Linked DNA regions of Mus musculus: regions 1 and 3 are each linked to region 2. A link is a loop called in an ENCODE intact Hi-C map of the cell type or tissue named here. Cell type or tissue: gastrocnemius. All regions are shown on one strand.

Region 1 (2,500 bases), 210 kb before region 2:
GAAGGCCTTGTGGTGTGTCGTGTGTGAAGAGAGCATGTAAATGTGATTCTGGGGGTGGGGGGCTGTCGTGTGATCCTGTGGGCTTTTCTTCAACCCCTTTCCTTCCAAGTAACGACCGGGCATCTCTATGCCTGCTCTATCCCCCTTTGGCTCCCAAATAAAAGGCACGGAGGCCCAGACCTAATGAATTTATTAATAAGCTGCATGCTAGGCAGATGCTCATCTATTCTAACCTCATTGGCTGCTCACTTCCCAGCCTCGAGGTCCTTTACTCTGAGCCGTCCCTGGCTCGCTCTGTCCCATGTGTGTCTTCATGGAGACTCACGTGATGATCTCCTGGTCCATCTCCTTCACCTCTTCCTCCTCATGGTCACTCTCTTATCGAGACCTCATGGGAGGGCTGGAGAGATGGCTCAGCTGTTAAGAGCACCGACTGCTCTTCTGAAGGTCCCGAGTTCAAATCCCAGCAACCACGTGGTGGCTCACAACCATCTGTAATGGGATCTGACGCCCTCGTCTGGTGTGTCTGAAGACAGCTACAGTGTACTTATATATAATAAATAAATAAATCTTAAAAAAAAAGATTAAAGCACGCCATTGATCCCAGCACTCGGGAGGCAGAGGCAGGTGGATTTCTGAGTTCGAGGCCAGCCTGGTCTACACAGTGAGTTCCAGGACAGTCAGGGCTATACAGAGAAACCCTGTCTCGAAAAACCAAAAAAAAAAAAAAAAAAAAAAAAGATTAAAGAAAAAAGACCTCATGGGAAATCTTCCCGTTCTCTTTCTTCTCTCTCCTTCTCTCTTCTCTTTTTGCTTGGAACCTCCAGACTGGGGTCAGAAGTCCCGCTCTGTGTCTTCCTGCCCAGCTATAGACTGAATAAGCTCTTTATTAACCAATCAGAGGTGATGGAAAAGAAGAATTTTTACACATCATTGAGACAGGAAATGCTCCACATAACAGGCCAATATCAGGACTGCTACCAGATCTCTGGGCACAGCAAACAGCATCTGAATACACAGTGTACAACACCGTGCCCTGGCAGAAGCCATTTTGCCAAACCCAGGGAGCAGGTCTGTTCTGTGGCATCAACCTGGCAGCTTTCGCTATGCTTATATCACTGAACCAGATGCCAGAACAGGGAATAAAAGAAGGCCATCTTTATGTTTCTGACAGGAGAGGAAAGGGTCCCTTTTCTAATTACCATAAGGTACTTTGAAGGCTTGTGGGCTCTGGAAGCCAACCAGAAGCTGTCAGAATGTCTGCTTGCAGAGTGCCCGGGTACCACAGAGCAGGGGTGTGGGTCCATAAGGTGGGCTTTATGAGGTCCCATTTAGAGGTCAAGGTCCTTGGCCTTTTAAAGTCAGTGTATCCTAAGGGGTGGGAAAGGGGTCCCTAGGATGGATGGGAAGGCTGACCTTGACATGGTATCACATCTTATCATGGGCCACAAGCCTTTGTAAGGTACACTGCAATTACTAACTACTGAAAAGACAGAAAATAATGAACGGCTTCTAGACACCTTATGGTAGATTTCCACCTGCATTCTGATGCTCACTGGAAGAGAGGGCTAGACTGAGGTGAAGCTAGTGTATGAGGCCCCCAGGAGTAAGACTGGGCCCTTCCCTTGGGACAGGGTTAGGACAGTGTTCTGCAAATGGCCAGAGAGTGTTTTAGATCTGGTGAGATGCGTCCCAGTTAAGCTTGGGTTTATAATATATAAACCGAGGGGAAGCTGAGATTTATCACGATGGCAAACAAGCAAGTAGAGGCTGAGCACCTCAGAAATGTGCTAAGATCAGGCTCAAGGATACGTTTCGCTGAGAACATTGTCTAGGCAGAGGCTTGGACAAGGACCCGATGGTTATTGATGGTCCCTCTCCCTCTTTGGCAATGTTCATTCCTGGCTGGCAGAGGCTAACCCTGCCTCCTGCGGCCCTTAGAATGCTGCTTTGCTCTCAGTTTACAGGTAAACCTTACAGTAGAGGTGCATGCCATGACAGGATGTGGGAAGCTGGGCTTGGCTCCCACATGGCTCTGAGGTCTACCTCTTTCACTTCACCCTGTTCTCTGTGTTATGTTTCTTTGACAACTGTAGAGAGAGCCTCCGAGGCCACTGTGAACCATGAATTCCAGGTGCCATGTGACCGTGTGACTTGCTTTCCACACCCAGACCAGCGTCCTCACCGTCTGGTCTTATCCACCTCTCCCCAAACAGATACGAGAAAATGACCAGTGGAATGTACCTGGGGGAGATTGTGAGGCGGATCCTGATCGACCTCACCCGGCAGGGGCTCCTCTTCCGAGGGCAGATTTCAGAGCGACTCCGGACCAGGGGCATCTTTGAAACCAAATTCCTGTCCCAGATTGAAAGGTGATGTATGATCAAACTCACCTGCTTTGTGTGGGATGCCGAGGGAAGGGGACGGCTGTCTTTCCCCACAAGGGGTGGGAAGATTTGAGATTGGAAAAATGAAAAGCAAGACTTGGGGATGTGGCTCA
Region 2 (2,500 bases):
CTAGATGAGACCCTGTTTCAAAACAAATTGTTGACCTCGTGGATGCATAGACCAGGGAAAGGAGATTATTGTGGTTGGTTATTGTGTGGCAATGTGTCAGCGGGGACGGAGGGGCTTAGAGAGGCCAGGTGGCTCACCAAAGTTACATAATCAGGAGAAATCACAAGAGTCAGGCCTTGAAGGCCTCCATAATGGTCCTGTGCTTCCTCCTTGCCCCATCCTGGCAGGGCACCAGGAATGAAGAATGAATGAAGTTTCTCTCTGCCAGTGCAGCCCTTGTCCCTCCATCATTATGTAATCACTAGAGGAAGTCTGGGCCTTTGGGCATTCACAAGAGCCTGAGAGGAAGAAGCTAAGGAGAGGGGCAGGACTTCTATGCCAGAATGAGACCATGGGAGTATGTATTCACCCTGCGACACGAGGGTGGCCATCTTTACCTTGCCAGGAGACTAGACATGGAAGGAGGGTGCTCAGTACCTGCTCTCCCTCCACTGTTGCTGATGGCAGGATGCAACACACACACACACACACACACACACACACACACACATACATGTACGCATGCATCCACACTCAAGTATCACTGGCCTCACATTGCTACTGCATTGCTTGCCAGACCACTTAAAGCAAGATTTTGATCTGCTCTGTGTGTGTGTGTGTGTGTGTGTGTGTGTGTGTGTGTGTGCCCTCGTGCACTGTTGTCTCCACAGAGCTTAGATTGTTCCAGAAGCATGGTATACAGTCACTGAGTACCTCTGACTAAAAGATGATGGGCAGTGGTTGGAGCAGACAGGGATGGCCCCTGGGGCTTCTGGGATACAGTGGGCTAGCTGTATCCCACCTCTGACCAGCAGAGGACCAGGCTTGATACACAATGTAGCCTTGCCCAATCTTTGTCTCCCTCTGAGCCTCTTTCTCCTTTCCCAAAGAAGCATTTGAGGTGTCTAGATGTAATCGCTGCACACATTTGGATGCCTTTCTATGCCACCTGCCACTCTGCTGGTGACTGAGCTAGCTGCCTGTCCTCTCACTGGTCCTGTGTCCTCTCCATCAGCCAAAATAGACATTCTGGGCCCCAACCTCTAGAGGGAACCAAAGACATCACGTGACTAGAAAAAGCCTGATCTGCATCCACTGAGGACACAGGCTGTGTTGGAGGCAGAGCTAGGAAGGCAGACACTGAACCAGGGTTGGGGCTCTGCCCGCTGGCCTCAGGTGCCCTCTGGGTGCTGACTTGGCCTTGGTTATGGATGCTCCAGAGCCAGGTGTCCTGGGCCTTTCAGAGTCATTTGGACTCTTCTGGCAGCCAGAGTGGGGTTGGGGGAGGGGTGGAGCAGGAGGAGGAAGAAGAGGAGGAGGAGGAGGGGCAGGAGGATGAGGAGGAAGAGGAGGAGAAAGAGGAGAAAGAGGAGAAGGAAGAGGGGAAGGAGGAGGGCTCTAAAAGTAGAAGGCAGACCGGAGTCACCTCTTTCCTGGAGGATTTGAAAACAACTCCCAAGCCAAAGAAGAATCAGTAGGTGGAGAATATTTGCCAGGGCTGAGTACCAGGGACCTCAGAACCCCCACTTCCAATGGCATCTTGTCATTAGGGCAGCTTCAGAGTGTCACCAGATACTCAGTAAATACTTGACAGATGAATCTATGACATTAAATAGATTAATGTCCAATTTAGAATAATTTGTATTTTAGACGCTGTCAGGATTTGAATATGAGACATTTCTCACAAAGGAGAAGTTAAAGCTTTGTGGTTCCTGGCTAGTGTACTGTTTTGGAAAGGGCTGGAAACTTTTGGAGATGAGGCCTAACAGAAGAAATGTCCTTGGAGACTGTCCCTTGTCCTGGCCTGGTGCCCCTCCCCCACATCTGTTTCTGGGCTGCTGTGAAGTGAGCGGCTGCCGTGAAGTAAGTGCAGTCCTTTGTTGCATAGTCCCATCAATATGGTGGTCTGTCCAAGTGTGTGGAGCCAAGCAAGGGTGACCTGAGCCCTCTGAAACTGTGAGCAAGTCTTTCCTCCATTAAGCTTCTTTCTGATGCATTTGTTATAGTGACAAAACCCCTCACTTGAAACAGGCTCCTTCGAAGGAACAAGAGAATACTGCTTCTATTAAATGAAGGTCATGGGCTGGGGAAATGACTCTGTGAACAAAGGCTTGTCATGCAGATGTGAGGATTGGATTCCCAAACACACACAACGTTGTGTGGATGTGGCAGTCAGCCTGTGTGTAACCCCAGAATACAGGGATAGAGATGAGGCATCCACACAATAAGCTGATTAGTTTTACCTGGGGCCTTTATGCACACACACACACATACACACTCACATTTGCACAAACTTACACATCCATGCATGTGCAAACATGCATGTATGAATACAACATGGGTGTACATGTGCACAAGTGTGTACGTGTGCGCATGTGTGCATCACACACACAACGAAAGGCAATTCATGGTAGGGGACAACAGTCAACAAAAAGTATAGTATTTCAATGAAAATTAGATG
Region 3 (2,500 bases), 130 kb after region 2:
GAATACTTGCTTAGCAGGCAGAAGGCCTTGGGTTGGAGAATAAACCTGCACAGCCTAAGCCAGATGTGGTAGCACACAGCTGTCATGCCGCAGCTGGAGACAGGATGATCGGAAGTTTAAAATCATCTTTGAACTAGAGAGATGGCTCAGTGGTTAAGAACACCAGCCACTCTTCCAAAGGACCCGGGTTTAGTTCCCAGCACCCACATGGCAGCCCACAGCTTTCTGTAAGTCCAGTTCTAGGGGACCTGACACCCACACATACATGCAGGTAAAACACCAATACGCTAACATTAAATACATCTTTAAAAACTCCTCTTTGCCTACACAGCACTTGGAAGCCAGTCTGGGTGAGATGAGACCCTCCCTGGAAAACTAACGGGGGGGGGGGGGTGTAGCTTAAGAGCAAAAGCTGTTCTTCTTTTCCTGTGCTTCTAGAGGGCCCAAGTTCGATTCCCCGACACTGGGCAGTTTACATCTGCCTATAACTTAAGTTCTTGGGCAGTGATTCTCAACCTTCCTAATGCTGTGTCAGTTCCTCATGGTGTGGTGCCCCAAATCATAAAATCATTTTCGTTGCTACTTCATACCTGTAATTTTGCCTCTGTTACGAATCATAATATAAATATCAGTGTTTCCCAATGGCCTTAGGTGACCCCTGTGAAAGGGTCAAACTCCAAAGGGGTCACAACCCACAGGTCCAATGTCTCTGACTTCTGAGGGAATCCGCACATACACAGACCGCCTAGAACTGACAGGCAACCAGGATGGAAGTACCAGGAAGGCTTCCCTTACCTGTGCAGGTATATTTTTATATGACTGAAGATGCTTAGTAAAGCCCTCATGAGACAGGCTCCTGATCCCAGATGCAAGAGTAGAGCTAGATGGAAATACCAAAGCATTATGGCTTTTCTGAGTGGGTGTCCATCCACTCTGTCACAGGCACTTTGAGGATATCAAGAAAGGGTACCTAGCCTGTAAAGCCCCCAGCCCAAGACCTCTGTAAGCTCACCACTACCCACCCCAAGGCACAGACAGCTCACAGCTCAGGAAGGACCAGGAGGGTGGTCCAGGAGTGAATGAATCTGCCATCAGCCGCTGCCTCTAACCACCAGCCCAGCTGTGTGCTAGCAGACACAGACTTCAATCAGGGCACCCAGGAAATGGTTTGGCTAGAAGGCCCTGGGTGCCCTCTGCTGGACACTGGAGCCATTTCACCTTTTAGTCCCAGAAGGGAAGGGATTAGGATTCTGAGGAAGCAGATAGAAGGACAAATGTACCTGTTGCTTCTAAATGTCTAGAGAGCGGAGGATGCTGATGGAAGTTAAGCTAGGGAAGACCAACCCATGTCTCTTTTTCTATTTCCAGACGCCGCAGTCCATAGATGTGAAAGCCAGGTTGGACAACGGGTCACAGGGGAAATGAGCTCCTTCCCTCCTTCCTCCTCCACCACATCCATCATTTCCATCAGCACCAGCATTGGCCCACAGGGTCTCATGCTTACAAGTGGAAGCCTGAAGCCCAGCTTCTGCTGTGTTCCCAGGAGGCTCCCACTTTGAGCAGTACAGCTCATGCTCTGGATGCCCCTGTTGTGCGTGATGACCCTAGGTCCCCGTGGATAGTTTAGCATCTGTGGTCATAGAACTTGGGGCTAGGACCAGGGTCATTCTGACAGAGGCAGGGGTCAGCTTGCATGTAGAGCCTCACCAGGTGAGGTACCAAGTAGTACCCTCACCATGTAGGGTGCTCACCAGGTGAGGACCAGGGGCAGCAACACTCAGTCAGGATCATGGCCATGCAATCCAACAAATGCAGGAGGCCTGTGGTAGAAGAGAAAATGAGAAAAAATAGCCTGTGCCTCACCCATCCGTCCGTCTGTCCGTCCGTCCGTCCATCCATCCATCCATCCATCCAAGTCAGCAAGACGATTGCTCTGAGTCTTTAGAATTCTTACAACCTAGCAGGCCAAGGTCAGTTGCCAAGGCATCCAAACCAGTACCTTAGGCTTGCTTTGTTAAGGCTGTTCTAGGGTACAGAACCCTAATGTATGAATATTGGCTTCTTAGGTTTTTGTTGTTGTTTGTTTGTTTGTTTGTTTGTTTGTTAAATAAGACCAGGTCAAGGTTGGTAGAATATTTGGAGGGTGTGCACAATATTCTGGATTTGACCCCAGCCAGAGGTGGTAAGACATGTATGTATGTATGTATGTATATGTGTGCAAGTATGTGTGTTATGTATGTATTGTGTGTATGTGTGTGTATGTATGTGTGTGTATGTGTGTGTATGTGTGTGTGTGTGTGTGTGTGTGTGTGTGTGTGTGTGTGTGTATTCCCAGCACTTAGGCGGTAGACACAGGAAAATCAAGGGTTTGGGTTACATGAGATTCTGCATGGGATGAGGAGGTGGGGGAGGGAGGAGGAGGAAGAGGAAGAAGAAGAAGATGACCATGTAAAGGTACCCAAGAGGAGGGTCTCTGCAGTTCCTTGGGTGGGGAGAAGGT

Evidence for each region. Peaks named below come from ENCODE experiments on the same cell type or tissue, not always from the same donor. Only the 100,000 strongest peaks of a DNase experiment are listed, where the experiment ranks them.
Region 1: it touches region 2 in a loop (2.5-fold over the local background); 8 of 42 quality-filtered maps call a loop at or near these places.
Region 3: a loop joins it to region 2, with 5 times the contacts of the local background. A loop is called at or near these places in 13 of 42 quality-filtered maps.

What each region holds. Positions count from the first base shown.
Region 1 is chr10:62,391,183-62,393,682 of GRCm38, reverse strand. It overlaps Hkdc1 (hexokinase domain containing 1), which reads left to right. Exons shown (of 18, transcript NM_145419.1): 16 at 2,217-2,372. Among named protein-coding and RNA genes, the nearest start is that of Hkdc1, 30 kb to the left of the region's middle. In gastrocnemius, no CTCF peak of the experiment used is centred here; no DNase peak of the experiment used is centred here.
Region 2 is chr10:62,180,457-62,182,956 of GRCm38, reverse strand. No RefSeq gene overlaps it. Among named protein-coding and RNA genes, the nearest start is that of Mir7662, 13 kb to the left of the region's middle. In gastrocnemius, no CTCF peak of the experiment used is centred here; DNase peaks (open chromatin) are centred at 202 and 1,142.
Region 3 is chr10:62,054,265-62,056,764 of GRCm38, reverse strand. No RefSeq gene overlaps it. Among named protein-coding and RNA genes, the nearest start is that of Fam241b, 56 kb to the left of the region's middle. In gastrocnemius, a CTCF peak has its summit at 1,201 (motif pointing left); a DNase peak (open chromatin) is centred at 1,182.